Linked DNA regions of Mus musculus: all the other regions are linked to region 1. The links are chromatin loops, found by intact Hi-C in ENCODE. Cell type or tissue: heart. All regions are shown on one strand. Region 1 has its middle 63 kb from the start of Gm34921. Region 2 overlaps Poc1b (POC1 centriolar protein B). Region 3 has its middle 28 kb from the start of Gm34574. Region 4 has its middle 32 kb from the start of Gm20110. Region 5 overlaps Poc1b (POC1 centriolar protein B). Region 6 has its middle 67 kb from the start of Gm34983. Region 7 holds the start of Gm35035 (a long non-coding RNA gene).

What was found. Hi-C counts contacts between places; a loop is a spot of excess contacts. Peaks named below come from ENCODE experiments on the same cell type or tissue, not always from the same donor. Only the 100,000 strongest peaks of a DNase experiment are listed, where the experiment ranks them.
Region 2: it touches region 1 in a loop (1.9-fold over the local background); 2 of 42 quality-filtered maps call a loop at or near these places.
Region 3: a loop joins it to region 1, with 2.3 times the contacts of the local background. A loop is called at or near these places in 2 of 42 quality-filtered maps.
Region 4: a loop joins it to region 1, with 2.1 times the contacts of the local background. A loop is called at or near these places in 4 of 42 quality-filtered maps.
Region 5: a loop joins it to region 1, with 3 times the contacts of the local background. A loop is called at or near these places in 6 of 42 quality-filtered maps.
Region 6: a loop joins it to region 1, with 2.1 times the contacts of the local background. A loop is called at or near these places in 5 of 42 quality-filtered maps.
Region 7: a loop joins it to region 1, with 2.6 times the contacts of the local background. A loop is called at or near these places in 8 of 42 quality-filtered maps.

What each region holds. Positions count from the first base shown.
Region 1 is chr10:99,331,723-99,335,722 of GRCm38, reverse strand. No RefSeq gene overlaps it. Among named protein-coding and RNA genes, the nearest start is that of Gm34921, 63 kb to the right of the region's middle. In heart, no CTCF peak of the experiment used is centred here; a DNase peak (open chromatin) is centred at 1,692.
Region 2 is chr10:99,188,821-99,192,820 of GRCm38, reverse strand. It overlaps Poc1b (POC1 centriolar protein B), which reads right to left. Exons shown (of 12, transcript NM_027740.7): 11 at 1-39. Among named protein-coding and RNA genes, the nearest start is that of Gm34574, 41 kb to the left of the region's middle. In heart, a CTCF peak has its summit at 1,866 (motif pointing left); no DNase peak of the experiment used is centred here.
Region 3 is chr10:99,201,846-99,205,845 of GRCm38, reverse strand. No RefSeq gene overlaps it. Among named protein-coding and RNA genes, the nearest start is that of Gm34574, 28 kb to the left of the region's middle. In heart, no CTCF peak of the experiment used is centred here; DNase peaks (open chromatin) are centred at 1,125, 1,725 and 2,065; H3K4me3 peaks cover 1,847 bases; H3K27ac peaks cover 2,247 bases.
Region 4 is chr10:99,575,024-99,579,023 of GRCm38, reverse strand. No RefSeq gene overlaps it. Among named protein-coding and RNA genes, the nearest start is that of Gm20110, 32 kb to the left of the region's middle. In heart, a CTCF peak has its summit at 1,569 (motif pointing right); no DNase peak of the experiment used is centred here.
Region 5 is chr10:99,167,228-99,171,227 of GRCm38, reverse strand. The region is part of intron 10 of Poc1b (POC1 centriolar protein B); the gene reads right to left. Among named protein-coding and RNA genes, the nearest start is that of Galnt4, 61 kb to the right of the region's middle. In heart, CTCF peaks have their summits at 2,173 and 2,694; DNase peaks (open chromatin) are centred at 1,297, 1,727 and 2,577; H3K27ac peaks cover 378 bases.
Region 6 is chr10:99,390,628-99,394,627 of GRCm38, reverse strand. No RefSeq gene overlaps it. Among named protein-coding and RNA genes, the nearest start is that of Gm34983, 67 kb to the left of the region's middle. In heart, no CTCF peak of the experiment used is centred here; no DNase peak of the experiment used is centred here; H3K27ac peaks cover 987 bases.
Region 7 is chr10:99,458,018-99,462,017 of GRCm38, reverse strand. It overlaps Gm35035 (a long non-coding RNA gene), which reads left to right and starts at 1,344. Exons shown (of 3, transcript XR_872000.2): 1 at 1,344-1,833. It overlaps Gm34983 (a long non-coding RNA gene), which reads right to left and starts at 2,263. Exons shown (of 3, transcript XR_380739.3): 1 at 1,976-2,263. In heart, a CTCF peak has its summit at 1,719 (motif pointing right); DNase peaks (open chromatin) are centred at 197, 1,057, 2,067, 3,797 and 1 weaker place; H3K4me3 peaks cover 1,255 bases; H3K27ac peaks cover 2,618 bases.

The sequences.
Region 1 (4,000 bases):
AAGACAGCACATGCACTTAATCCCATGCGTTTAATCTGGGCCATATCTTCTACATAAAGACAGTGACAGGGCCATCACTGGAAAGAGAGGCCCATTGGTCATGCAAACTTTATATGCCCCAGTACAGGGGAACGCCAGGGCCAAGAAGTGGGAGTGGGTGGGTAGGGGAGTGGGGGGGAGGGTATGGGGGACTTTTGGGAAAGCATTGGAAATGTAAATGAGGAAAATACCTAATAAAAAATATTAAAAAAAAAAAGACAATGACAGAAGGAAGGCTTGCTTCTTCATCTGCTTGCACTTACTTGCCAGCACATCTGTTGGAACCTACTTCTACAGGATTCCGGCTTATGCAGAAGGCTAGCTGAAATACCCAGCCTCGTAGGATTGAGAAACTACTAGATTCTTGAACTTCCCATTCACAGCTGCCCATTGTTGGATTAGTTAGACTGCAGAGTGTAAGTCATTCCAATAAATTCCCTTAATATATAGAGACACGCTGTAAGTTCTGTGACTCCAGAGAACCCTGATTAATACAGTTCCTACCCTCTATTCATGTTGAAGTTCTCAGCAACTCCGAGTGTAATTATTGGGGGTAAGACAGTGAAGGTGGCGATCTATAAGCCAGGAAGACTCTTTGAAAGGAGCAAGCAGGAGTGCTGATATCTTGATCTCGGGCTTTCAGCCTCAGAGCTATGGGAGAATAAATGGCTTTGGTTTCCTCCAGTGTGGCTTACTTGCTCTAGCTAGAAAATGAAATATCTATAATACCTGAAAAGGGTATGTAGCAAAAGGACAGTACACCATTTAAACTTGGGCACTGTCTTTCTTGGGGTTATTATTGCTATGTCAAAACATCATACCAACGTAGGGAGGAAAAGAGTTTTTGTTTGTTCATTTGTTGGCTTATACTTCCACATCACTGTTCAGTATTGAAGGACGTGGGGACCAGAAACTGAAACAAGGCTGAGACTTGGAGGTAGGGGCTAATTCAGAAACCATAAAGGGGCGCTGATTACTGGCTTGCTCACCATAGCTTGCTCAGCCCGCCTTCTTAAAGAATTCAGAATGGCCAACCCAGGCATGGCCCCATCCACAATGGTCTGGGTCCTCCCCCATCAGTCACAAACGAAGAAAAATGTCCTACTGACTTGCCTCCAGCCATTTGGAGGTAATTTTTCCCCATTGAGGTTCCCGACTCTCCAATGACTCTAGTAGTTTGTGTCACACTAGCAGGCACAGACACCACTTATCAATGATGAACTTAAGTCTGTATTTTAAACAATATTTTTTTATTACTTAGCTGGTAAAAGAGTTGACTCAATCACTGCCTGATTCTGTCATAAAGCTAAGCAGGCAAATAGCCACCCTTGCTTCTTATTGTTCTTCTGTTTGGGTCTTTCCTCAAGGTATGTATCTATTCAGTAGGCATTCATTCAATCTAAACAAGTATACGCTGTAAATTTCCTGCTTGGGCTCTGTGTCTCATTGCAGAAATCTGAAAGCAAACAAAAGGGTGGGAACAGTGGCCCGGTTCCTGCTCCCTTCTATCTTGTGGGACTCCACTCCCCATTTCTGGAAATCTTCCACACTCTTCAGGACAGAAAACAGGTCAAGGCAGGGTGCTGATTATCCTACACATCCAATAAACTTCACTTCCTTCTGTCATTACTGAGCAAAAATAAATCATAGTTGCAATGTTTTCTCTCCGGATCCCAGTTGATTGTCTGTAACCATCCTTTGGTTGCACGTGCTCCCGTCTTGGAACCCATTCTTCAAAAAACAAAGAGAACAGCTGTTTCTTGAATTACTCCTGAGACAAAAGCCATCTCTGCCCTCGGTTCTATTATGTGTTGAATAATCCAGGCCACAGGTGACCAGTCACTCTGAAATACTTTTTGAACATTAAATGTCAGCCCTTGGATTCCTTATTCATGGACATTCTCTGTCCTGGGGTTTTACCACCCTGAATAGCCCCAATGCCTGCCCCTCTCTAGCAGAACCAATGTCTCTCAATATTCTACCAGGAAAACCATTACCTGTTATTTAAATTTCTGGTTTCAACCCAAAACATCTAGTTATATAATTTAGTAGCAAGGTAGTTGCTATTGCCTGTAACCTATTAAAGCTAAGGTCTTTGTAAAGGGTTTCGGGAGCCAATTCTTAATGTTTCTGAATGGACGATAGAAACTCAAGGATGTGTATTCTTGTCTTTCTTAGGGCATAGGGAAGCTGTGTGTGTGGGGGGGGGACTTTGAACTCCTAATCATTTTGCTTGTTCCTCATGTCCTGTGGTCCCCAGCTTGCAACCTGGAGGCGACTGTGTTTGTTCTGTTTTAATCACACAACAAGGTTCCCCTTGCCTTTGAGGTGTTTAGTTGTTAAAATCACCTATAAATACTTACTTCTGACCCCTTTGTGGTTCTTCGGATTGTCCTTTGGCCAAAATGTGGACGGGCCACCTAGTTTTTAATATTTTTTTTCAATTAAGCATACACTCAATTAGCAAAATGAGGTTGGATAGCTTTTAGTTCACCATCTTTAAAACATGGAGCATAACTGGGGGTGGGAATGCACACCTTTAATCCCCCATTCTGGAGGCAGAGGCAGGAGGGTCTTAGTGAATTCAAGATCAGCATGGTCTACAACCAAGGCTGATGTAAGTAACCCTAATATAATGTCTTGAACCACAGAAGATGGAGGAAAGAGGAGGGAGAAGAGAAGGAAGAGGAGAGAAGGAGGAGGAGGAGGAAGAGGAGGAGGAGGGGAAGGAGGGGAAAAAGAGAAGGCTGAGATGCCATAAATTCTTTCAGTAGATACATTGTTCTGTAACTTACCACGTGTGAGCCTACTGCATTCTCTATTCCATAACCATCGACTTCAATTGTCAGGAAGCAGAAGTTTGGGCTAAGTTCTCATAAGCCTGATCCTTCCTCTTAAAACAAGCAGAAGTTCTTCTGCATGTGTTGTCATGTGGAGTTCTGTATTGTGATAATTCCCTAATGGAGTAAACTTGTTGGAAAAGTCCTTTATTGGAAATCTAAGGGCTGCAGCGAAGCTCGTGAGAAGAATTCCAAACACTACATTTCTCTTATTCTGATCCAACGGATCCGCGCGGGCTTGAGGTTCGGCTCTTCAGAAAATCTGATGCATCAGTTTGTATAGACGCAACCAAAGTCCACCATGTTGACCACAATTCTAACCACCTTAGTTCTGTGCCGGGAGCCTGGACAGGTTTCAGAGAGGGAATTTCCTAGAACCTCAGCTCCCTGTTGCTATTCCCCAGACTGCCTATCCTCCCAGGATTTGCCCAGAGCCATTTAGCCTTTAAGAGTGGAAGGTGGGTATTCTGCTCCTGGGGGGGGGGGGGGGTCTTGGGGCGGAGGGGGCAGCAGGACTGGTCGCATATGGCTGAGCCAGAGAGACTTCTCATTGCTTGCTCCCGACCACAGCACCCTGCCAACTCCAGCATTAAAGCCGTCATGCACGGTGATGCTTCCCAACGGGAAAGAAGCAAACACTCTACCAAGAAAAGTCTCTCTGCCTTTAAACTTCTGACCGTATTAAGCATTAGAGAGGACAAAAACTGTCGACAGTTTTAAACATGTTGAACACAATGAGCCAAAATTAACTCTCAGCACCAGGGCTTGGCCGACGAACTCAAATGATTTTTCCGATTACTTTTTTTTGCAACAGCCAAGAAGAATAACAAGAGTTTTCAGTAATTCATCAAGACTTGGCGAGAAACAAATACTTCATTCCTTAAGCAGGAGCAGCTAGTATTCTAAACCAACACGTGCTAGCCGATGACTGGGCATTCACAGCATAACACTAACAACATTATTGGCGTGTTTCTTAATTGATGTGATTATTTAATTTCTTTTCTAAAAATTTATTTTAGCCAGGCAGTGGTCGTGTATGCCTTTAATCCCAGCACTTGGGAGGCAGAAGCAGGCAGATTTCTGAGTTCAAGGCCAGCCTGGTCTACAGAGTGAGTTCCAGG
Region 2 (4,000 bases), 140 kb after region 1:
ACCCTTGCCTGGCACAGCTCGATAGGTGGAATCCGTCATCTTTAATGTCATGGAAAAGACAGAAACAAAGTTTCCAAACTTAAACAGTATATATACACATATGCATATATAAATATATATCTAACAGTTCCAGATTTATCTTTTTATGAATCATTTTATCTTCTTTATATAACAGAGTACATAAATTATAATAAAGAAACAAAGCTAGCAAGGTAGAGAAAAATTTACAAATATAAATTGTTTCAACAAAAGATGTGGGGGAAACTAGATACACTTGTGAGAATAAACTTGTGCTCTGACTTCATGTCATATACAATATTAATTCAAAAAAGGTCAGAGGGCTGGTGAGATGGCTCGGCAGGTAAGAGCACTTGACTGCTCTTCTGAAGGTCTCGAGTTCAAATCCCAGCAACCACATGGTAGCTCACAACCACCTGTAATAAGATCTGACACCCTATTTTGGTGTGTCTGAAGACAGCTACAGTGCACTTATTTATAATAATAAATAAATCTTTGGGCCAGAGTGAACAGGGACTGAGTGAGTGGGGTCTACTGGAGAGAGCGGGGTCTACCAGAGCGAGAGGGGTTGACCAGAGTGAGCAGAGGTCCTAAATTCAATTCCCAACAGCCAGACGAAGACTCACAACTATTTGTACAGCTACAGTGTATACCCATATACATGAAATAAATAAATATTAAAAAAAAAAACCCCAAAAAACTAAAAAAGGTCAGAGACTTAAAGAGAAGAGCTAAGACTATAAAACGTTTAGAAAGAATCAGGATTTTCCTGATCTGGACCTGGGACTGTCCCACCTGTTGACACAACATGACAATTGTATTCACTGCTGTCCAGGATACATGTGGCCTGGGTGAGATATTCCTGAACTATACAAAATGTACTTATGCATAACATCAAGATCAAGATGACAAGGTAAAAAATAAATTGGATGTAATAATTTGTATAATAAAAATGATACCACCAAGATAGCGAAAACAAATGGAAGAAACTATTTTTGAATCAAATACTTGATAAGGGCCTTGTACAACGACACAAAGATTTGCAATTTAAGGATTACAGATACATAATGTAATTAAACAGCTAATGATACACAAATGGCCAATAATCTCACAAGCATATCTTGAACATTATCAGCAATAGCAAATCCAAACTGCAAGGACATTGACTTCACCTGCACTAAGATGGCAGAAAAGAACAACGCAGGGTAACACGTGTCAGCGGGATGCTGAGAACGGGGAGCCCTCACACTGCTGGTGAGCGACAAATGTAGATGCCAGGAGACATTAAATATGAAATCACTATATGACTTAGCAAACCCAGTTGTCGATCTAAACCCAAGAGAGTGAACACTTATCCACGCAAGCTGTGTGAAAATGTTCAGGGCGGCGGTGATCATGATGTTCAAGAAGTTAGGAAGAATCCATGACACGGAAGAAACACAAAACAGCAAATCTGCACTAGGATTATTTGTTCACAAAAAATGGGAAACATTATAATGAGTTTTACAACCCAGTTGAACATTCTAAGCACTGAACTAGACACCAAAGGCTAAATATTAGCCAATACTATTTCTATAAAAAAAAAATCAAAATGAGAAAATATGGTAATGTACTAAACCCAGGGGCTGAGTACAAAGAACAATAAGGAGACACTGGGAATGCAGCTGGGGGTGGGGTGGGGTGGAACGCTGTTTTCAAAGTCCTTTGGGAGTGACAAAATGTTCTTTAGGGGCTCAAGAGATGGCTCAGCAGTTAAGAGCACTCACTGGCTGCTAGAGTTCAATTCCTAGCAACCACATGGTGGTTCACAACCACCTTTAGTCCTGTCCCTGGGGATCCAGCGCCCTCTTCTGGCCTCTCAAGACACTGTATGCACATTTAAAAAATTAGTCATAGTAAGCACAACTTTGTGTAATAAGTACCAGTGAAGTACACACGTCAAATGAGTCAATTTTATATTACATAAAATTTCTCATTAAAGTTATTATGAAAATAGGACACAAATAAATACATGCCTCAGAGGGTTGTTTGTTTTTCCAGTCTTAAATTCCTGGTGATGGCTAGAGGTCTGGGGGTTCCTGGCAGAGGTTTGTTTCTCGGGGTAGCTCTGCTGACAAAGCAACATGTGGAGCTTGCTCCACGCTTTCTCCATATTTGCTGATTTTATCCTCTCAATGATTCTGCAGGTACTCTGCTGGCTTCCATGGCCGCCTTTGGTGTGCTAGCGAGGCTCAATCCTTTCGGCGCTCCAAACTGTACTCTCAGTTTTCAAACAAGACAGACACTGAACAAAATCCAGCCTGTCCAAGGACACACATGCCACATATAGCGAAGAACCAATGTTAAGTCTAAAAGATGCAGAAGCCCTCCACACACAGAGCTGTGGGACGAGGCCACTGCTTTTCCTGACGTTCTACCATTTTTTAGGACGGTGGAACTTTCGATTTCCCCTCATATATAGAGATAATAATTCAGTATTTGTCAAAACTATTGAAAATAACCCGAGAATCCACTATTATAATCAGCTAGAGTGAAGCCGGGGCCTATTCACACTAAGCTTTGTCCTCAGCTCCAGGGCGTGACTCTCTTTCTTCCTTGATTTTTTTATTTTTATTTTCTGTACACTAGTGTTTTGCCTGCAAGTGTGAGGAAATTGGATCCCCTGGGACAGGAGTTACATGACAGACAATTGTAATGTATTATGTGGGTGCTGGGAATTGAACCTGGGTCCTTTGGTAGAGCAGCCAGCCCCGGGTCACTACTCTTAAGCGAATTTTGATTATAGGTCTAAAATACCTCTTTGCAACCCCACTGGGCTCAGCAGACCTAGCTGCCCAGAGTCTGTTTACTGAGGCAGTGTTTCTATATATTCACGTTCACCCTCCCCTGAAAAAACTCCTGCTCAAAGACGGCCTCTCTTGTTCAATGCTTCTCTACGACTTTCTCTGCTCTCCTAGCAAGGCCAAGTCCTTTTCAGACTGAGCTTTCTGCCTGACTGTCCTGTACTTAGACACATCTCTGACACTGCCCCCCCCCACCCAAAAGCCAGGCCTCCTGCTCACCAGCATGGCGTCTTCTTTTCCTCCAGTATTGTAAACACCAGCATGTATGGCGACTAGCTGCCTATTACCTTTCTTCTCCAGGAGGTCTCTCCTCATGGCTCTATCTTCTAACACTAGCAGGTCTTGACTTCTGATGGTGTTAATTATCATACCAAGTTTTCAGTGCTATCATCACGAGTTGAAAGCAAGCTCTCTATAACCAAGATTCCCTCCCCCCATTTGTTTTTAGAAAACGGGAGTCATAAGTAACACATTGAAGTGTTTCCGCAGCCACAAATAATCACGATAACAACAAGCCCAGCCCTTCGTGGTAACAGGTCCCAACCTAGTCGGTAGAGCAGCTCAATCAATGAACTTGCGCAATGCAGTCACACTGGTCATTAAGAAGAAAACAGGGGGGTAAAAGATTAGGAACATCGGAAGTCAAAGCAATAAAGGAACTCCAATAAAGTTTAATAGTACTTTTCTTGTTTGGAGACAAAAAACAGATTACCATCACAGAACATATGGGCATGATAAGAAAAGGAGGCAGGCAGGCAGGAAGAAAAACAACCAGTCCTTACCCAAAGCATCAGCCAACTGATGTCTTTCTATCAAAGGAATTAGAACCTACGTAGTGACTGATTCATTTCTACCAACCAATCCTACCTTTGCCTCCTGTCTGTAGAGAAGAAAAGTGAGATGCACACATTATTAAAAATTAAAAAGAAATTTCATTATCATAAAATTGTAATGCAACAATGTATAGATTTTGTGCTGATGACGTGAGTCTATAGTAGTCAGTGTCGGGAGTGAAGGCCTCGGGGCTCGACACCAGACCGAGCATTGCCAGCGCCACGCATGCAGGTGGTGTGGTGCTCATGCTCAAGTGCTCTCTACCGGGCTGGGGAGCTACAGACACGGCTGGTGCTAAGTGAGCA
Region 3 (4,000 bases), 130 kb after region 1:
GAAGAGGAATGGGAAGGGGTGTAGGGAAGAGGAATGGGAAGGGATGTAGGGAAGAGGAATGGGAAGGGTTGTAGGGAAGAGGAATGGGGAGGGATGTAGGGAAGAGGAATGGGAAGGGATGCAGGGAAGAGGAATGGGAAGGGTTGTAGGGAAGAGGAATGGGGAGGGATGTAGGGAAGAGGAATGGGAAGGGTTGTAGGGAAGAGGAGTGGGAAGGGATGTAGGGAAGAGGAATGGGGAGGGATGTAGGGAAGAGGAATGGGAAGGGATGCAGGGAAGAGGAATGGGAAGGGATGTAGGGAAGAGGAATGGGGAGGGATGTAGGAAAGAGGAATGGGGAGGGATGTAGGGAAGAGGAATGGGGAGGGGTGCAGGGAAGGGGGGTTAAGAGGGTTGCTTCTTGGGGGGCTGGAGAGATGGCTCAGTGGTTAAGAGCACTGACTGCTCTTCCAGAGGTCCTGAGTTCAATTCCCAGCACCCACATGGTGGCTCACAACCATCTGCAATGGAATCTGATCCCCTCTTCTAGTGTGTGTCTGAAGACAGCAACAGAGTACTCACATACATAAACAAATCTTTAAAAAAAAAAAAAAAAAGAGGGTTGCTTCTCGGTGCCCGATGCTTCTGTTAAAGGTCAATACAGTGCAGGGGTTCACATTTCCAGCATCTTCTCTTTTAAGCTTTATTTCTTTTATATATGTGAAGAACACTGTCCCTGTCCTCAGATGCACCAGAAGAGGGTATCGGATCCCGTTACAGCCACCTTGTGGTTGCTGGGACTTGAACTCAGGACCCCTGGAAGAGTAGTCAGTGCTCTTAACCTCTGAGCCATCTCTCCAGATCCATTTCTAGTTTTTTGTGTTTTATTTTTTAAACATTGTCAGTGCCATTACTTCCCTTGCTGGGTCCACAAGACCCTCTGTGGTTAAGCTGGGCTTTGATGTGCTCTCTGAAAAGTAGCTGTCACTTAGAAACAAGAGTCAGGCCGTCCTGCTCCTTTTAAATGTATTTTTTTTTTTTTTCTGTTCACGTCTGGAGCCACATCAAATCCCGCGCCTTTTGCCTTAATCACGGTTTAAAGGTGAAAACGAAACTGGTGACAGTCTCCGGCTGGTGCTGCAGTGCGAGGAAGCCACCCAAGGAAGCCACCCGGGGAGGCTGACACTCTGGTTCCCCATCTATCTCCCCTCCTCACGGCAAAAACCAAGACTCCCTCCTCTTGCTCAATGAAAGTGGTGAATCGAGGGGGGTTTAATAACTTTGAACTCTCTGTGTGATTTCTGCCTTTGACACAGACATTATTAGAGAGTCCCGAAGAAACACATCCCCCCACCCTCCCACCCCCACCCCCGCTCGCAACACCAAGTTTCTAAATGATTCATCTCAAAGACCTTGATATTCAATCCAGGTGTAGGAATAAACAGTACAGCCCTCCGGCTCTATCCCGGGGCTTGGACAGGCTTCAGTGAAATTCTATAGCGAAGGCCCAGCCGCTTCCCTGACTGTCTCTTTGTTCTACTAACTTTTTATCTCTGAAAAGCAAAGGGATTTCCTCCAGGGATTAAGGAGAGGAAACAACCTGAGGTAGGATAGTGTTTCATTAGAACTAATTCAGGCAAAAGTATCCTGAAGCCATCTCAGCAAAAAAAGTCCTTCGTCCCAACCTTGGACTGCTCCCTGAAATCCAACATCCAGCCGGAGAAACACGCCTCGCCCAGGGAGCTCTCCCCTTCTCCTGTCTCCCCAGCCGGAGGATCCTGGGCAAACAGAATAAGGCGGAAGAGCGTCTCATCAGAAAACACGCCTTCCCGCCTCCTCCTCCCCCCCTCAGTATTTTTTAATTTCAAAACTTTTAACAGGTACTACTTTGTGGACACGAAATTATTTTTCGAAATAGTTTTAAAAGCAGTAGACGGGTTTGGTTTGAAGTAAAGAGACAGAGGGGGAGGTCTCCCCCCACCCAATCCGCCTGCCTCCTTCTCTTCCTCTCTTCCCCTCCCTTTCCTCAGCTCCTGTTCCGGATTAATCTTTTTTCGTGGCAGCTCAGATACAACCGGACGAAGAACTGGAGAGCGGGTGTGCTGGCCGAGGTTTCTGGCCTCTGTTCTCCTTTTTTATCGCAAGCCTGAAGTCTGCAGGATTAAGTGTGACAATACAGGATGAGACCCGGGGTTAAAGAGGGCTAGTGCGTTAGCTCAGCGGTAGAAGGCTCGCCTAGCAAGCGCAGGGGTCTGAGTTCCAAGAGGTGGGGGGTGGGGGTGGGGGGTGGGGGTGGCAGTGCAATGGCAGCCTGGCTCACGCATCTTCTGCCTCCCCTAAGAGTAGATGAAAAGCATACATTTTAGCCAGGACTAAAACACTAACATTTTACAGTTCAATTTGTCACCACCCACTTGGAAATCTTCAGTGATAACTGTCATGGCCGGTCTCTAAGGCCACCACATTTCAAATATTTCGGGAAGTGAAACAAGTGCTTTCTCTTCTGATCAATGACTAATCTCATTTTCAAAAAGTTAGTTACTCTGCTCTTCTTAGGCCCTCTTCCTCAGGTATGGCTACTCTAAAATTTTAGAGAGGTACTTGGTCCCGTCTAATTTGATTGAAAATACTTCGATTTACTACAACTTAAGTTTCCTTTCTCACATTTCTTGTATTGTTAAACATTAAAGGAAGAAACAAAACCACTTGACTACTCACGCCGAGAATCCATGGTGCATAGAATATTAACTAACTTTATATCGGTGGTCCCGAACACAAAAGTAGCCAATCTTTATCTCCTTTGATAAAAAGCCAAATCAGCTTACACAGAAACAGCTTTGCATAGTTTCATATCACAAATATCAACTGAACTCTACTTTCTAAAGATATTGGCAGTCTTAGTTTTGGTATGAATTATATATATTATACATATATATATATATATTCTATTCATGATTTTTATTCACGTACTCTTGTTTTTGAAACTTACTTTCTCAGTGATCATTTCTTTTATTGCCTCGTTCTGGAATGCACTTTCATTTGTAAAAAGTTTCAAGTTGGGAGTTGCTTTTGGAAACAGAGCTTACTATGCAGCTCTGGCTAGCCTCTAAATCAGAGATCTGGCTGCTCCTGCCTTTTGAGTGCTGGGCTACCACACAGGCGACGATGTCTGTTTCTAACAGGAACATGTTTGACATTTGACTCCAAGGAAAACACAAACCATCCTCCCTTATAATACGTGCACGCACACTATCCCTCTCTGTCCCTACTGTGACCTCTGCTTCATGACAAACTATTGACCTATTTTCCTAGCAAGCCCAGGCTGCCGGCTGCCATTGTTACCTGGTTGAGTCATAGCTGGAGACAGCCAGGCAATCACACTATGTTCCTAGAGTTCAATGTTCAACCCTCTGCTGTGTGAAATCTAAAACCCGTGCCCGCTACCAAAGCATAAGCCGTTTGGGAACAATATATATATATATATATATATATATATATATATATATATATATATATATATATATACCACGTGGTGCTGGTATGCCATCACTTCAGAACAACATCTAGTTTCTGTTTTATTATTAAATTTGCTCATGGGCTAATTATGATTAATTTGACTCAAATCACCAAGTACTCTGATGACCTTATCCTTTTGGTAGTTAAGAGACTTCTAGAGACAGATGGTTATCTTCCAGTTCCCTTGCATGTGTGAAATTCCTCCCACCCAGCAAAGAAATGTGAGGTAAGGATCCCGGCTGGCTTATCTTTATAGAGAGAGAAAAAAAAATTGGAGGAAATACTATTTGTTTTGCAAATAGCCAAAGGGCTGGGAAGAAGAGGTGCAGGCAAATCTTTTTCTTAATGACACTCACTTGATTCACATTCCAGTTCCCTCCTCCACTTCCTGTGCTTGCCAAGCCTTTAGTTATAATCAAGGCATTAGCATTCTCAGGCCAGTTCCTCAGGAGTTATTCAATGGCTGGCCTTAGGCCAGCACCCTAAGGTTTTCTTTATATGAGAT
Region 4 (4,000 bases), 240 kb before region 1:
TTCCTCATAAAGCAGCAATCAAATGCTTTCTGAGATCGTAAGAAATGAATAGATAAAGTTGTGCCTCGTTTAATGACTGAGAACTATGCAAAATAATTGCTTCTCACACCCTAAACAATGAAAGTGAAAGCAGGACACATTATCAAGTCTCCAGGCAGGTATTAACGGTACTTCCAAACACAGGGCACTTGCATTCACTGATGGGGCAATCATTCTCTGCTTTGCAAAAGCGTAGCAGAGCCAAGAACCGCGGCTCACCAGCCAGGTCGAGTTTTGTTCTTCTAACTGGTAATGAACTAATGGGGGCATCACCTGTCTCGTGACACTTAGACTCAGTTAGCAGGGATTTTGCTACATTTTTTTTTCTTCAGATGAGAAAACAGAGGCTCTGCTAAGTCAAATCATTTGTCACCCTGTACACTGGAAGGGAAATCCTAGAGATAGCGTTTCAAACTAAGTCAGTCTTACAGCCAGAACTTATTGCCCTAGCCATTCTGACCCACTGTTTCCTAAGACAGAGGAAAAGATTGCCATACTTCCTTGACAGATTAAATGAGATCACAGCACCTCTCTTTCCGGTGGAATTTCTTCTCACTCACAGAAAAAGCTGACATCTTTCTGAAGGCTTCATAAGAGCTGAACAGCCTCACTGGAGCCTTGCCTCTCTCCCCACTGTCCCCTGTACTGGCTGGCTTTATGTCAACTTGACACAAGCTGGAGTCATTTGAAAGGAAAAGACCTCAGCTGAGGATGGGGATAAATGATAGTCTAGGATGTACTTTACCCCTGAGGACTTTTGTACAGACTACATTAAATAATATAAGGTCTCCCAGCTGTGGTAAAATATCTGGTAAAATGTTTTTATCACATCATTTGCAGATGAATAGGAGCCGTGAAGAACAAGAGGATTCTCATGCAGGGGAAAGGTTCCCTGCAAAGTTAACACCAGAGATGTTTCTTATCATAGCTGGGGGTGCATCTATCAGAGAGAAAGCCAGGGATGCTCTTAAGCATCCTACAAAGTTGCCCATTATCAGCCCCAGAAGTTAATAAAAACCTGATGAGAAACCCTTCTGTCACAACATAGTGAAAATGCCGCTAGCTCAGATGTGAAAACCATTTCCACAATTGCCATGACTCCCCTGAAGTTTTGAAACCCAAGCAGAAACAATACACCATGTTCGTATTCCTTTGCGCTAGACGGTTGATTCTCAACCTATCGGCTGCAAACCCTTTGGGGGTTGAATGACCATTCCACAGGAGTTGCCCAAGACCATTGGAAAACACAGATATTTTACATTACCATTTATAAGAGTAGCAAATTGCAGTTACAAAGTAGCACTGAAAATTTTATGGTTGGGCTTCACCACAACATGAGGAACTGTACGAAAGGGTCGTAGCGTTAGGAAGGCTGAGAACCACTCAACTAGAGGCTTGACCTTAATCTGCCTCCACCACTACCCTTTGGGAGTCAAATCAGATACAGATCTCAGAATCTAGACCTCAGAGCACACCGGCAACTGCGCCTGAAGAATGGTGTGCTGGCCAGTTCAATTCTGCAGCCAGTCCACTAGGGGGCAGAGAAACACTATCAATCGTTCAGCATTTGCCTGCTAGCGTCGGAGAATTTAGTAATGTAAATCTTAATAGGAATGTTAAATTGTTACTGGCCCTTAAAACATTTAAAGATTCTCTGAATATTTTTATTAAGAACATGTATGTCTTTGCAGTCCAGGAGACTGGTTCCAGGATGGACTCGAACTCCCATCGTGTCTGAACTGTGAAATATGGCAGTCATTAAGTTCGCCACTGTGTTAAGTGGAGGTTTAGTAGCCGTTGATGGCATTGTGACTGTGAGGACTATTATTATTTAACTTTAATAACATATTATGAATGTGCTGGTAAAATACTTTCTTTTATAGAGATTTGATTCTACTGTGGGATAATTTGTAGCAAATCAGTTCATGGAATTACATCTACCAGGATATAACCTATCAAAAAGTGAGTATGCACAGAAACTTTACAGTGAACTCCAAACTGGAAAAAAAATAGCATAATTTTGGTATTGAACCAAACTCAACCCAAGAGTCAGTTCTAATATTCCTTATCATGCATACTACAGTAGAGTGGAACTAACAAGAGCGTTATATTACCGGCCTTTGATAATGTAAGATATACATAGATATATCTCTCTCTTATGATTTAAATTTAACAACTGTGGAGATGAACATTATATAAGTCATCTTTAAGGTTGGTCCTGCGACACACACACACACACACACACACACACACACACCATGATTATGACTAATGAGAGTGAAAAATCTCTATCCAAAAACCACTTCAACTTTCCCTAACCTGTATCCACACGCACACATAGAAGTATAAACAAACAAAAAGCTGTTTGGCAAGTGTTTTGGCTTGGATCTGAGTGACGCTGTCAATTCCAGTAAATAAGAAATCCGTGACTCAGAAAGGTTGAAGCATTGTATCAGAAAACCTAGACTTTGGGAGACTGGAGAGAGGCCAATTACCCAAGTCTGATCACGTGCTACGTGGAGGTGAAAGTGGTCTCTGCCAGGTCATTGTCTTGAAGCTCTGGGAAAAATGTATTTTATGTCCTGTATCTCAACTAAGGAAGAGTTGTAAACATTGTAGTCTATGAGTGGACAGAATAGCAGTTACAGCAGTTCCTGGCATGTATTAGCCTGCTAAATATTACTCATAATTATCATATCATTTTAAAGGTAAGCCAATCCAAAGATTCTTTTGTTTTACACTAGATGTGATTTTTCTTTCTAAAGCATTAAAGCACAGTATTTCTAAAAAGAAAGAAAGAAAGAAAGAAAGAAAGAAAGAAAGAAAGAAAGAAAGAAAGAAAGGAAAGAAGGGAGGGAGGGAGGGAGGGAGGGAGGGAGGAAGGAAGGAAGGAAGGAAGGAAGGAAGGAAGGAAGGAAGGAAGGAAGGAAGGAAGGAAGGGGAAAAAAAGAAAAACAATGGACTGAACGTACTGGACTCTATGGGTGTTAAGAGACTTGGGGAATTTGGCTCAATTTCAAAGCTGTCCCAAGACAATCATCATAACCGGGCCACCATCACTCTTCTGCCTTGCTTGTGCCTCCGGATATACCCTCTCCCCCCACCTCCTTTTTATGTAAACAACAGGTGCAAAGACTGGAGGGAGGAGAGAATATTCTTTTTTTCTTTCTTTCTTTTTTTCTGTCTAGCCACCAACACTGGGGTCAGAGTAAGGAGAATCACAACATGCAACAAAGGAAAGACACTTGAAGCCATTGAGAAGCTTCTTCTGGGAAGCTCAGAGCTCATTCAAGATTTGACCGCTTTTGCCAGATTACAAGAAGTTCCACTGGACGCGGAATAATAACTGGTTACTTTTAATTTGTGAGAAGATTGAAGGTCAAAGAAAGTGAAGGATCTAAGCACAGGAGTAACAGAGCAAATAAACCCAGATGGAAATTCTCGTCTTCATGTCAGCTCTGCAACAAACGGTTAATGCCTTGATGTGTTGCCATGGAAACAAGACCCCTATGTCAGGTTGACATTGATTCTAGCAATGGAGAAAGTGCCTTGCATTCTCTTCAACCTTGATTGTATTTCATTCAGAAAAAAAAAAATCTTCATTTTAAGAGATCAGCCCCATATCCTACGAGGACCAAAATACCAATACGGGCAATATGGTAATGTGAAATTCCATTACTGAAAATTTGCAAATTCATTTGTATCACATCTTATTTAATATGGCTTAAAAATGAAAAATTAAAGCCAGGCATGATGGGGCACCCCCTTAACCCCAGCACTCAGGAGACAGAGGAAAGTGGATCTCTTGAGATCATAGTAACAAGAGCTACACAGCAACACCCTGAATCAAAACAAAGAACAAAAGTAAGAATTAAAATATATATAACAAAAAGCAGGAACTACAAAGTCTTCACTAACATTATGCCCTTAGAATTTCCTTCCCTTAAAATATAGCTCAGAA
Region 5 (4,000 bases), 160 kb after region 1:
GACACCGAAAAGCACCCAGACAGACACTGCAGAGCACCCAGACAGATACTGCAGAGTACCCAGACAGATACTGCAGAGCACCCAGACAGATACTGCAGAGCACCCAGACAGATACTGCAGAACACCCAGACAGATACTGCAGAGTACCCAGACAGATACTGCAGAGCACCCAGACAGATACTGCAGAGCACCCAGACAGATACTGCAGAACACCCAGACAGATACTGCAGAACACCCAGACAGATACTGCAGAGCACCCAGACAGATACTGCAGAACACCCAGACAGATACTGCAGAGTACCCAGACAGATACTGCAGAGTACCCAGACAGATACTGCAGAGTACCCAGACAGATACTGCAGAGTACCCAGACAGATACTGCAGAGTACCCAGACAGATACTGCAGAGCACCCAGACAGATACTGCAGAGCACCCAGACAGATACTGCAGAGTACCCAGACAGATACTGCAGAGTACCCAGACAGATACTGCAGAGTACCCAGACAGATACTGCAGAGTACCCAGACAGATACTGCAGAGTACCCAGACAGATACTGCAGAGTACCCAGACAGATACTGCAGAGCACCCAGACAGACACCTCAGAGCCACCCAGACAGACACCTCAGAGCACCCAGACAGACACTGCAGAGCCACCCAGACAGACACTGCAGAGCCACCTAAACAGTGCTTGAAAACACACCAACCTGCCCGTTTACTGTAAGCCAACAACATATTTGGTTTTTAGAAATCATATGTGCTAAACTTACAAATCAAATGCAGCCTTATTCGCTGTAGCAAAGTTTAAAAACCTTAAAGAGAACCTGACCTTCTCCAAATGACGCCGTGAGTAAGCCTGGGGACGTAGTACAGGGAGAGGGAAGGAAGGCTGGGTGCCAGCGCCCCGTGACTTACGGGCGCTCCTGCATTATTCTTAAAACTATTTATTTATATTATCTGTGTGGACGTTTACGCTGCATGCAGAAGAAGATGGGTGCCCTGGAACGGGAGTTACAGATAGTTGTTAGTGGTCAATGTGGGTGCTGGGAATTGAACTCGGGTACTTTGGAAGAGAAACCAGTGCTCTTAACATACTCTCCAGCCTGCACGTGCATCTAAAGCTGTCAAAGTTGTACATTTTGGCTGAGGGACATTTGAATTTGCAGACACTGTGTTCTTTCAAATAAGTCCTTCCAAATCTTTGCTTACATAAGCAGTTAGGAACTGAAATAACTCTGAACTAGTTACACAATGTTGTCTAGTAACCAGGATGTACTGTTGCCACAACACCCGTGGAAATATTCTGTCTGCAAGTCTACTCTCCCTGTGTCCGCAGATGTGTCAACACAACATTGCTTTATAGGTAGTATGTACCATATGGTCCATGAAAGTGGGCAACGGCTCTCTTCCCTCAAACAGGCTGATGTAAAAAATCTTTTGCAAAAGAGAAACCAAGCGTGCTCTGCTGAGAAATGTGACTCTAAATGACATTTAGCAGGGCACTCCCCAAAGTCACAGAAAAGGCAGAGAATTTCCTTCCCCTGGTTCCAGAACCTAAGACAAGAAAACTATGATTATTTTTCTGTCCTTGGCTCTTTGTCAAAATGAGGTTGAGGCAGAAGATATTCCCAGCTGCCCTGAGATTATGCAAGGCTACACCTTACTGTCCCCTGGGAGAGGAGATAGGGAATCCCACAGCTGACATCCAATCTGTCAGGAAATCCTCTTGGCTCTGCCTTCAAAATATCTTCAGAAGCCTGCCATCTCTGACCCTCCCTTGCTCCTGCCTGTGTCAAGCCACTACTGCCTGAAGTCCATTAGTTCCTTAGTTTTCTAGGTCCTTGCCCCCAGTGCCACTGCGGCACTTACTCAGGCGGCACCTGCCATGTGACAGGTGTCTTGACCACACTCCTGCAGCCTCTCGCTATTGCCCAGAGTGCTTTTCTGCACTTTTGCAGCGTTTTTGATCCACTATCCTAAAAAGACTCTGTTTTTAACTGAGACTTCCCTGTTTCTCTGAGTGGGATGTAGAATTGAACTTTTCTGGACAGGTTTTAATTTATTGCTTCCTTTTCATTTCTTTAAAGCTGAGAATGGGGAATGACCACGGAGCAGTTCCTCAAGAAATACTTATTGCGGGAGGGACATGGACGCATATGAGAGCGAAGCCTGGCAGGATTCGGCCATATCTGCCACCTGTTGGTAAGGCAATGTAAAGGCCCCAATGTGCCACCTGTGAAGGAAAAAGGCTAAGGCAAGACAATCTCCAAGCCAGCTCAGGGAGGGAGGAACAAGGAGAGACCGTATGCGGGTGGGGGTGGGGAGACAGGATGCAAGGAGGAGGGATCAGAAGTAGATTACTGTGCATTTTATTATCATGGTGCACATTTTCAAAAAATTTTAAAGGAACATACTTGCATTCTTACCTGAAATATTCCAGTTTGAAAACACACAAACAAACTACAATAACAAATCCTACCCATCTCTGCTCAGGCTAACGGCTGATTTCTCTGGGAAAAGTCTTCTATTGCCTTCTCTAGGTGACTGATCATCTCTTTGGGAACACTGCCCCCACCAACATTTCCGTGACAATTCCCCATACAGGACATGAGGGGAACTCTCCAGCTGACATGTGTTCCGTCCACTGCTGTCTTCCTTCCCCTGCCCAGGGTGGGCGCTGTTGGGCCTTCTCACGGGAGCAACTTGCTGTGCTTCTCTGGGCGGCCTGTCTTTATTTTGGCTAATGGTTTAAAGAACTGCACATTCTGGGATTTTTTTCCCCCTATAATGTAACTTGAAAGTCTCAGTTTATTATAAATAACTAATTTGACCTGAATGCTGTCTCTAACTCTAAAGAAAGGCATAGTTATATTTGCACTATGCATTGTGCTCAGGATTGAGATAAGGAATCCAGTGTTTTAGCAATCCACAGAACGACGGTGAGAGTTCTGACTTCAGTTTCTTCATCTACTTTTAGGACAAATAATAAAATGAATACAGTAGGCTAAGTTGTGGGTGGTGGCGCACACCTTTAATCCCAGCACTTATGAGGCAGAGGCAGAGGGATTTCTGAGCTATAGGCCAGCCTGGACTACAGAGAGAGTTCCAGGGCAGCCAGGGCTATACAGAAAAGCCCTGTCTCAAAAGACAAAACAAAACCAAAACCCCCCAAACAACAACAATAACAAAAACCCCAAACCGTCAAAAAACTTTAAGACTACAATTTACCTGAAGGTAACAGGTTTCTTTGTGTGTGTGTGTGGGTGTGGTGTGGTGTGGTGGGGGTGGGGTGTATATGCCTGTAGTTGGCAGTATGTAGGTAAATGTAGAAACCAGAGGTTGAATTCAGGTGTCATTCTGGGAAGCCATCCACTTTGTTTTTTGAGATTAGGTCTCTGACTAGCCTGGAACTTGCTAAGCCGGCAAGATCGTCTGGTCAGTGAACCCTCATATCTGGGCTCTCCTCAGCTTGGATTACTGGCTCTCCCCACCAAACCCAGCTTTATATACAGTTTTTGGGAATTAAGATCCTCCTGTTCACACGGTACACTTTATCTACAGTGTCATCTCTTTAGTCGCAACAAACTCCTTCAATTATATTCCTATTTGAGGAGAGTGGCAAAGAGAATCTGAAATACCCCACCCTGTGTAGCCACATCATAGGTGGCAAATGCTAAAAGCCTATGTATAAATGTGCATGTTAGCAATGGAACTCAGGGTTTCTTTCAAGCATGCTAGCCAAACCTCAACTGCTGAGCTATATTCTAGCCATCTCTGATTCAAAGTCTGATGGCAGAACCATGGTCTATTTCTATGAAAATATTAAGAGTCAAACCAGAATCCTAAAGAAAAGAGTCTTTAAAAAGCCAAAAAACAAACAAACAAACAAAAAAACCAACCAAGTAAACAAAAAACAAAAAACCCAACCCTATATATGTGACTTGATTATAACCAAAATAAAGATTTTGAGGCGATAAACATTCTAAAACCATGACTACATGA
Region 6 (4,000 bases), 59 kb before region 1:
CACAATGCAGGGTGTAAATGACCATGGAGGGCTCAAATGTGATACCTGGTGACACACTTCCAACTAAGGCTCAGGAAAATTCACAGAGAAAAAAAGCCCAAAAGGTTGAAAGGGGAACAGAATTATTCCTGGTAATAAGGTAAATAAGAACTCTCCCTCTCCCCTCTCCCCTCTCCCTTCTCCCCTCTCCCCCTCCCCCTCTCTCCTCTCTTTCCCTTCTCCCTTCTCCCCTCTCCCCTCTCCCTTCTCTCCTCTCCCTCTCCCTCTCTTTCCCCTCTCCCTTCTCCCCTCTCCCCTTCCCCCTCTTCCTCCTCCTCCCTCTCCCTCCTCCTCCTCCCTCTCTCCTCCTCTCTCCCCTCTCCCCTTCCTCCTCCTCCTCTCTCGTCCTCTCCCCTCTCCCCCTCTCTCCCCATCTCCCCCCTCTCCCCTCTCCCTTTTGATACAAAGTCTTACTACATAGCCCAGGCTGGCCACAGACTTGCTGCATAGCCCAGGCTAGCCTGGAACTTGCATTATGTTCCTATCACCTACTGAATGCTGGGATTGCAGGTGTCCGGCTTCAGCCCCAGCCCCAGGCCCTTCCTGATCATTTGTGGAACCTGTGGTTCTTTTTCAGAAGAGAATTTCTACAGCCAAAGCTTAGTGTTTTACTGAAGATCACAGAACACACCTTAAAAACAAAAACAAAAATCCAACTAGTCTTGAGTCACTGAGCTCTCAATTTTCATTTTCAGATGTAAGCAGCAAGGCGCCCAGTGTTCCTGTCTGCCTCTGGCATGGACTTTTGTATCTGGAGAGTGGGAGCAGCTCCTGTTACAGTAATTCTCACGAACTCACATGTTTTAAATGAAGCCTGGCTGCGAAGGAAGTCAAGGGGAAATGGAGAACTGCCCGTGATTGCTCGTCCCCAGCTCTGCTCGGCTCGCTCCATTCCGCACACAGCTGGCCTGAACAGAAAGCACTCTCCTAAATTTAGCCTCAGATTCATTTGAAAGACTCTTTCATGTCTTATCACCATCTTGTTGGGTAGCTATGTGGGCTTTTAATTTCCTGTTCTAAAATTTTACACCATCCAAAAATTAAATCAAAATGTTTTTATGTTGCTTTAGGACTCTCTCTCTCTCTCTCTCTCTCTCTCTCTCTCTCTCTCTCTCTCTCTCTCTCTCTCATGAGGCTAGCATCTTGCATCCATTCACCAATGTGGCAAAACCAAGAAGGGAAATTAATCTAACCACTACTTATATTTAGCACCCCAAAGGGAGCTCTGTGTTTTCTACGATGACAGAAAAGGCTGTAGTCTCCAGCAAGCACTGTCTTCTGCTCGCACACTTCCTGATGAGAGGGGATTTTTCAAGGGATGGTCTGTCCTTTGAAGAGAAAGAGGATCCTTCTACCCTGGGAGGTGTTAACCTAAATATTTACATGTGGCAATAATTAACAGGGAAATAGTACACAACACTAACAAAGAACAGACTTGTGGCATACCGTCATAACATTGGAGAACCTTGTCTGATGTTGCGCTAAAAAAAAAAAAAGGTGAGTTCCCTCGTCACACTCAAAGCTGATCTTCATATGAGTGCTAGATGAGTCAGTGACTGGAAGGGCCCAAGGGAAGCTTATGCACAACATGACTTAAGCACAACATGCTTGCACACACTCACACATGCACATACACATGTCCAGTGATTGGTATTTAAGATAATGCTCTTTAACAGCTTATTCAATGTCTTTATGCTTCACTAAAGCCATGTTTTGATTTTTGAAATGATTCAGACTGTTAGTAACAACTCCGTTTCCTACAGAACTTGTTATATTTTGTTTTGGTTTTCTTTAATACTTATTTTTCTGTTTTATTATTTATGTGTATGTGCTGTGTTTGTGTGCAGGTTCCTACAAAGCCCAGCAGGGAGTGTCAGATTCCCCGGCGCTGGTGTTACAGGTGTTTGTGAGGAGCCTGATGTGGGTGCTGGGAATTGAACTTGGGTCCTCTGGAAGAGAGCAGTACATGCTTTAAACACTGAGCCACATCTCTAGCCCTTGTTTTGTTTTCTCTAGACAATGTCTTATAGTATGTAGCACTGGCTGTCCTGAAATTTATTGTGTAGACCAGGCTGGCCTCAAAGTCATAGAGACCTGCCTGCCTGTCTCTACAGTGCTAAGATTGACTCCATCTGCCTCTAAGGTACTTTTAAAAGTGGAACCTAAAACCTAAAAGCCTAAAATAGTTCCTTATTTGTTATAAAATCCAAACAGCTCTGAAAGGCAAAATCAAAAGCTACCCACCTGGCATGGCAATATTTTAATTACTTCCTCCAACATTCTACCACGTGAAAGTATCAGATGTCTGGCCGCTAACCTTTTGGCTACAGAAGGTTGTTATACCTCATAACGATGCCACCAAATATATGGTACGTGGACTATCTTAAGGTACAACCCAATATACAAATATACGTGTGCTTTGTTAACCCTTGTAAAAGCCAAGTACAGTCTAAATATCAAAAGACATGTAGTGCTTATAATAAGTTTTGGGTAAAGATATCATTAAATTTTATTTCTTTGAAGATGCATTAAAAGGGGTCACTGGTACAATAAACTTGTGGTTTCACTGACGTTGTTGCTTAAGATGAGGGTAAATTTAAGTAAACTGTGAGTTAAAACTTTTTTTTTTTTTTTTTTGGTGACTCACAGCACAAGAAAGACTAAAACTTACGAAACCTCTTCCACATATTATAAAGGATGTCTGCATGCCCAGGCAGAAAGCCCACCGGCCGCAGAAGACAGGGTATGATGGCTGTGCCTTCCTTTGGGTCTGCCCAGCACCCAGCCTAACTTTTGAATGTTGCCCTCAAGAAGATTTCTCTGGGATGAAATGAATCACTGACAGCTTCCACCTTTACGTCGGCCATACCCATTGCTGCAGAGAAAAAATGAACGACTTCGAAAGTAGTGTTTACAATCCATGAGAAATCACGTATTTGTATAGATGTTTTTCAGCTGATGAGAAGAAGAGAGGAAACTGTAGAACCATGTCTTGGATTTATATTTTAACCTCGGTGCCTGTCTAGTCTACTTAGAGCTCTCAGAGACTCAAATGGATCCATAATCCCGCTGTATGCTCTGTCTGTTCAAAAAGGAATTCTTACAAACATGTCACAGGCCACAGATCTCTCAGGCTTACTCTAGGGAGAGATTTTCTGTGTGTATGTGTGATGTGCACACCTGTGTGCAAGTGTCCCTGTGTGTGTGTGCGAGTGTGTAAATGTGCCTGTGTGTCACATGTGTCCAAGTGTGCCCATGTGTGATGTGTGTGGGATTGTGTCTCTGTCTGTGAATGTGCCTGTGTGTCATATGTGCGCAAGTGTGCCCATGTTTGTGTGATGTGTGTGGGATTGTGTCTGTGTGTGTGCAAGTATGCCCATGTGTGTGTAAATGTGCCTGCGTGTGTGATGTATGTGTGTGAGTGTGTGTGTCTGTGTGTGTGAACAAGCACCACAATCTCTGAACTACTGTTTTTGTGTTTCCCTTTATATCCTTAAATCGTCCTCAAGGAGAAAAGGAATTGCTGTCCGTTTCCCATCCCGAAAGTACTGCAAATGTCTACCTCATGCTCCTGCGCCATCAATCAACAGTCTGCGGATGAGGTACTCAGACCCCAAACATCCCTTTGAACACCCCCTGCAGCATCTCTCCTCGGCAGCTGCAGCCCTTTATTAATGGCTCAGGAGTCTTTCACACCTTCTTTTAAATCCAATGCATTTGAAGTAATAAAACAGGGAACACTTTATAGGCAGGAAATATTAAAATATTTAATTGCTTCCCCCACCCCCCTTGGCACAAGGCAGACAGCCTTAAGCTTTCTATAACACATGAAAAAAAGGAGACACCTGCCCGAGCTTGAACAGACATGAAGAGGGGACTTGCCAAATTAAATACATCTGTGACTAAAGCTCTGCTTTTAAACCCACATCAAGCCCATTTCTTTTTTACTACTTCTAACCAT
Region 7 (4,000 bases), 130 kb before region 1:
CAGACAGACAGACACACAGACAGAGGAATGAAAGTGTTAAAAGCAACCTCAATCAATTGCCAAGAGACAGTACGTGAAGCAACACTCCCAAGAAGGTCCAACAGTGTGCAAACCTCACTGCAGACATGCTCAGACCTCAGTTCCCACCACTTTTCCTCAGCCAGAGACAAGGGGAAGCAAGTGTCCGCCAAGCGGACACCTGCTGGGAAAAGAGGAACTGAAAGCGGATAAGGGGGTGGGTTGGGGGGTAAGGGGAAATGAGATGGTGCCAGCGATTAACTGCAGCGGGTCGACTTTCAAGGTCTGAGTGAGCACTTCCACCTACAATCAATCTTCAAGTACTTATGAAGCCTGAATATTTTATTTTTATTTTTCTGTGTCAGACCACGTGGACCCTAGCTAGAGAAGAGCTGGAAAGCTGGGATTCCACTCTCTCGCGGAACTTGCAAGCCACCAAGCTGCTCCGGGACCCATCTCTACCAAACAATTAGCCAAGGAAGCAAAGCAAAACAAAAACAAAGCTAAGCCCAACTCGCCGCTGGCTTGGGAGAGCTGCCTTAAATTTCAAATACAAGGACAGAGAAAGCTCCAGCCTGCCTGGGATTAACGAATTCACTCTCCCCTCCCCCAAGGAAAAAAGCGCTAAAGAACAAGGTCAAAGGCGAGAGGCTCTGGGGAGTCACTAAGGTGATAAGAGTGCTTCAGAGACAGTGACAAAGGGGTAGTCTAGTCGCCTTTGACCTTTCAGAAAATCGTCTCAAGTGTGATGCAGATCAAAGTCACTGGTTGCTGAGAGTCTCTAAAAAAAGAAGCAGTAGCCAATGTGGCTTAGGGTCTTAAACTATGCACGAGAGAGGTTGAAGATGAAAAGCCGCAAGGTCGGGCGAGGTTCCTTCAAGACTGTTCGGATCACAGAGGACTCTTCCGAGGGGCAAAGAATTTACATCTTCAACAACCCCCCAGCAAACATTGTTCAGCCATGCACCCATGTGACTTCCTCGATGTAAAGAACTCCGAGATAGCAGCCTCAGTTCCTTTTTCGCTTTTGAAAGCAAACAGTTCTGCAAGAAAACAATACAATGGCTTTCCCAGGATTGGGGCGGGGTGGGTGTGAAGCCAAAGGAAGTGAGTTCTCTTTTTTTACTTTGTGGGTCCCGAGGATGGCGCAGGAATGGCTAGCCTTGGCACGAGGGCCAATGGTTAAAAACAAGAAATCTGAAAAGAAGGAATCTCTTTTTGCTTTCACCACAATGCAAAAAGAGAGAGAGGAAAAAAAAGCAAATCAAAATAAAATTAATTCATTTTATTAGGATAGTTTTGTCTAAGATCTTGTTAAACCCTATTAAAATTATTGAACAGTTTACCTTTCAGATCAACAACCATTGGCATCTTATAGCCTCCATTTAAAGAAACAAAAGAGTAATGATATAGGGAATGTAAACTTCTTCCTGGCAAGTCCTCAAGAGATTTTAGTTCAGTAAAGAAGACAGAAGTATAAATAACACGAGCCACTATGACCGATGTAACAAAGAACTAATTAATTAGACTAAGGGGTGGAGGGAGTCCTAAATTGAGGAGCTAAGAAATACTTCTTGAAGCAAAAGATGTGGGTTCAAATTTGGGCTTTGAAGAGAATCTTTCCAAAGAAACAAACAAACACGCAAACCACACTACAGCAAATGAGGATAAAGGCAAAGTGCTGTTTCTTTCTAGTCCTGTAGGGGGCACTAAAAAGGGCAGGTAGAGAAGACGGTTGTAAACAAGGGACCAGGACAGCCTAGGGAAACAGTCACATGACATCTGGAGGAGGGAATGCACCTTACTAAAGCCAAGGTAGGTGGGTGACATACGACTGGAGGCTCCTTTGTCTAGTTCGTTACTGTCTTCTTACTCAACTCTTTCCTAACTTCACTATTTCAGCCTGAGGGCTTATTTTCCCACTGTACTTGGAGGGCAGAAAGAGGAAATAACTCACCCAGCAGAGGGGATTTCTTTGTTGGGTTTTGAAGAAAGATGCTGGGGGTGGCTGACTCTGCTGAAACGTTTCCTTTTTCTCTTGGTGTTTGTCGGATTCTGCTCTTGAGCAATCCTGCTGCCTTCAGTCAAAGTCAACCCGCAGTCCCGTCGGCTTCTGACTTTACCTCCTGAAACTCTCCTACTCTGCCCTTTGCCTCTTCTGCTCAGGCGGGCTTACAGTTTCACAACCTTACCACCAATTGCAGAAAGTGTGAAACATTTGCACATCTGGTATCAAATATTACAATCTCCAGGTTAAAATGACGACTCAAAGTCAGATAGGGCTTTCTCTACTCCGTGAGCACTTCACTTTGCCAAGGGTTCATTCAAAAATGACATTTGCAATTTTCTCGCAGTGAAAGCAATGCTTTTCTGAGGTCACCTTTCTCTCCCTCTCTCTCTTTCTCTCTCACTCACTCTATGTGTGTGTATATGTGTGTGTTGTATATAGTATGTTGTATGTATTTCTGTATGTGTGATGCATGAACTTTTTCATGTAAGCGTGTGCACGTGTGCTTGGTGGTGCGTGCACACACGGATGCATGGGCACGTGGAAGCCAGAGATCAGCATCAGGTGACTGCTTCCATTTCTTGTGAGATGGGCTTGTTCACTGACCTCATCAGATTGCCAGCCTGGATGGCCAATGGTCTCCAGGGATTTGCCTGTGGGTTCTCCCGCTCCCGCTCCCCCCCCCCCCAGGTCCAGGAAAACAAATATGCCATTCAGTGTCTACGAGGTCCTGAGGCTCTGAACTCAGGTCCTCATGGCTTGCATGACAGGCACTTTACTGGCTCCCTAGCCTCTGACTCTCCCCATTCAGAAATGTGAATGACTGAAATAGACATTTTTAGGAGATGTACAGAGTTCAGTGTCAGCCTGAAAAAAAAAATCTACATCGCTGCGAATATAAGAGATGGAGTCCTTAAGCCTAACTGGGTTCTAGAACTGGCTTTCAATCACCCAGAGAGAAATTCACTTTATGTGAAGATCAAAAGCTTGTATAGAGTCCTAAAAGCAAAGCTGTCTATATTGCTCCTTCCCTCTGCCCCCTCTGCTCCAACACCCCTGAACCACAGACAACGGTCCTTTACAGTTCAAGCTAAACCAGGGAAAGTCTCCTCCTCTCTCCATCTCTCCTCTCTACATCCATTTCGGTATGAAACGCTGAGGTTTGGGGGTTGGCAGAGGCTCCTAGAGCAGAGTACAGACAGATGATTAAGTAAATACAGTGTGAGTTTTAGTCCGGTGAAAATGTATGCCTATTCACAAAATGACTAAACAAAGCATTGTAAAACAACAACAAAGTAGCCAGTTGATACTTTCCACAATCTTCAGCAAGTTTTTTCAATCTGTTTCTCAGGGGTCAACTAGGACCATTGAATATCATATATTTACATTATAATTCGTAACTGTAGCAAAGTTATAAAGTAGCAACAACATAATCTTATGGTTGCAGGGTCACCATAACCCAAGGAACTATATTTAAAGGCTTGCAGCATTAGGAACCGCATTAGAAAGGTCTCCAGCTTTTAAGGCTCTGCCACTAAATGCCTTTGCATAGACTCACAAACTTCAGGGCAACAAGCATTTAAAAAGCATCACTTGAACTAGCAAGGAATCCAAATGTACTAAGAATGTGTTTAAAAAGTGTCTAGAATCTCCGGTCTGTCTGCTATCATTTTATTGAAATATCTTCTCCTTCCCACAAATACTGGAAAGGGGTCATAGCCTAGGAAGTCACTTACTAGCTCTCAGCGTCAGAGGAAGCACCTGCTGTCAGCTGCTTCCTGCCCGAGACCATCTTCCCCCCTCCAAGTTGATTGCTATATCCACAAAGCCTTCAATCCTGCCTGGACTTACCAGGAATTCAATGAATATTTGTTGCACAGTGAGTGAATTGAAGTTTTCATTGTTGGCAAAGTGCTCTCTTAACTGCCCCCAACCAGCCTTACCTTGATCAAAGGTCTCAGAGCACTTGTGTCC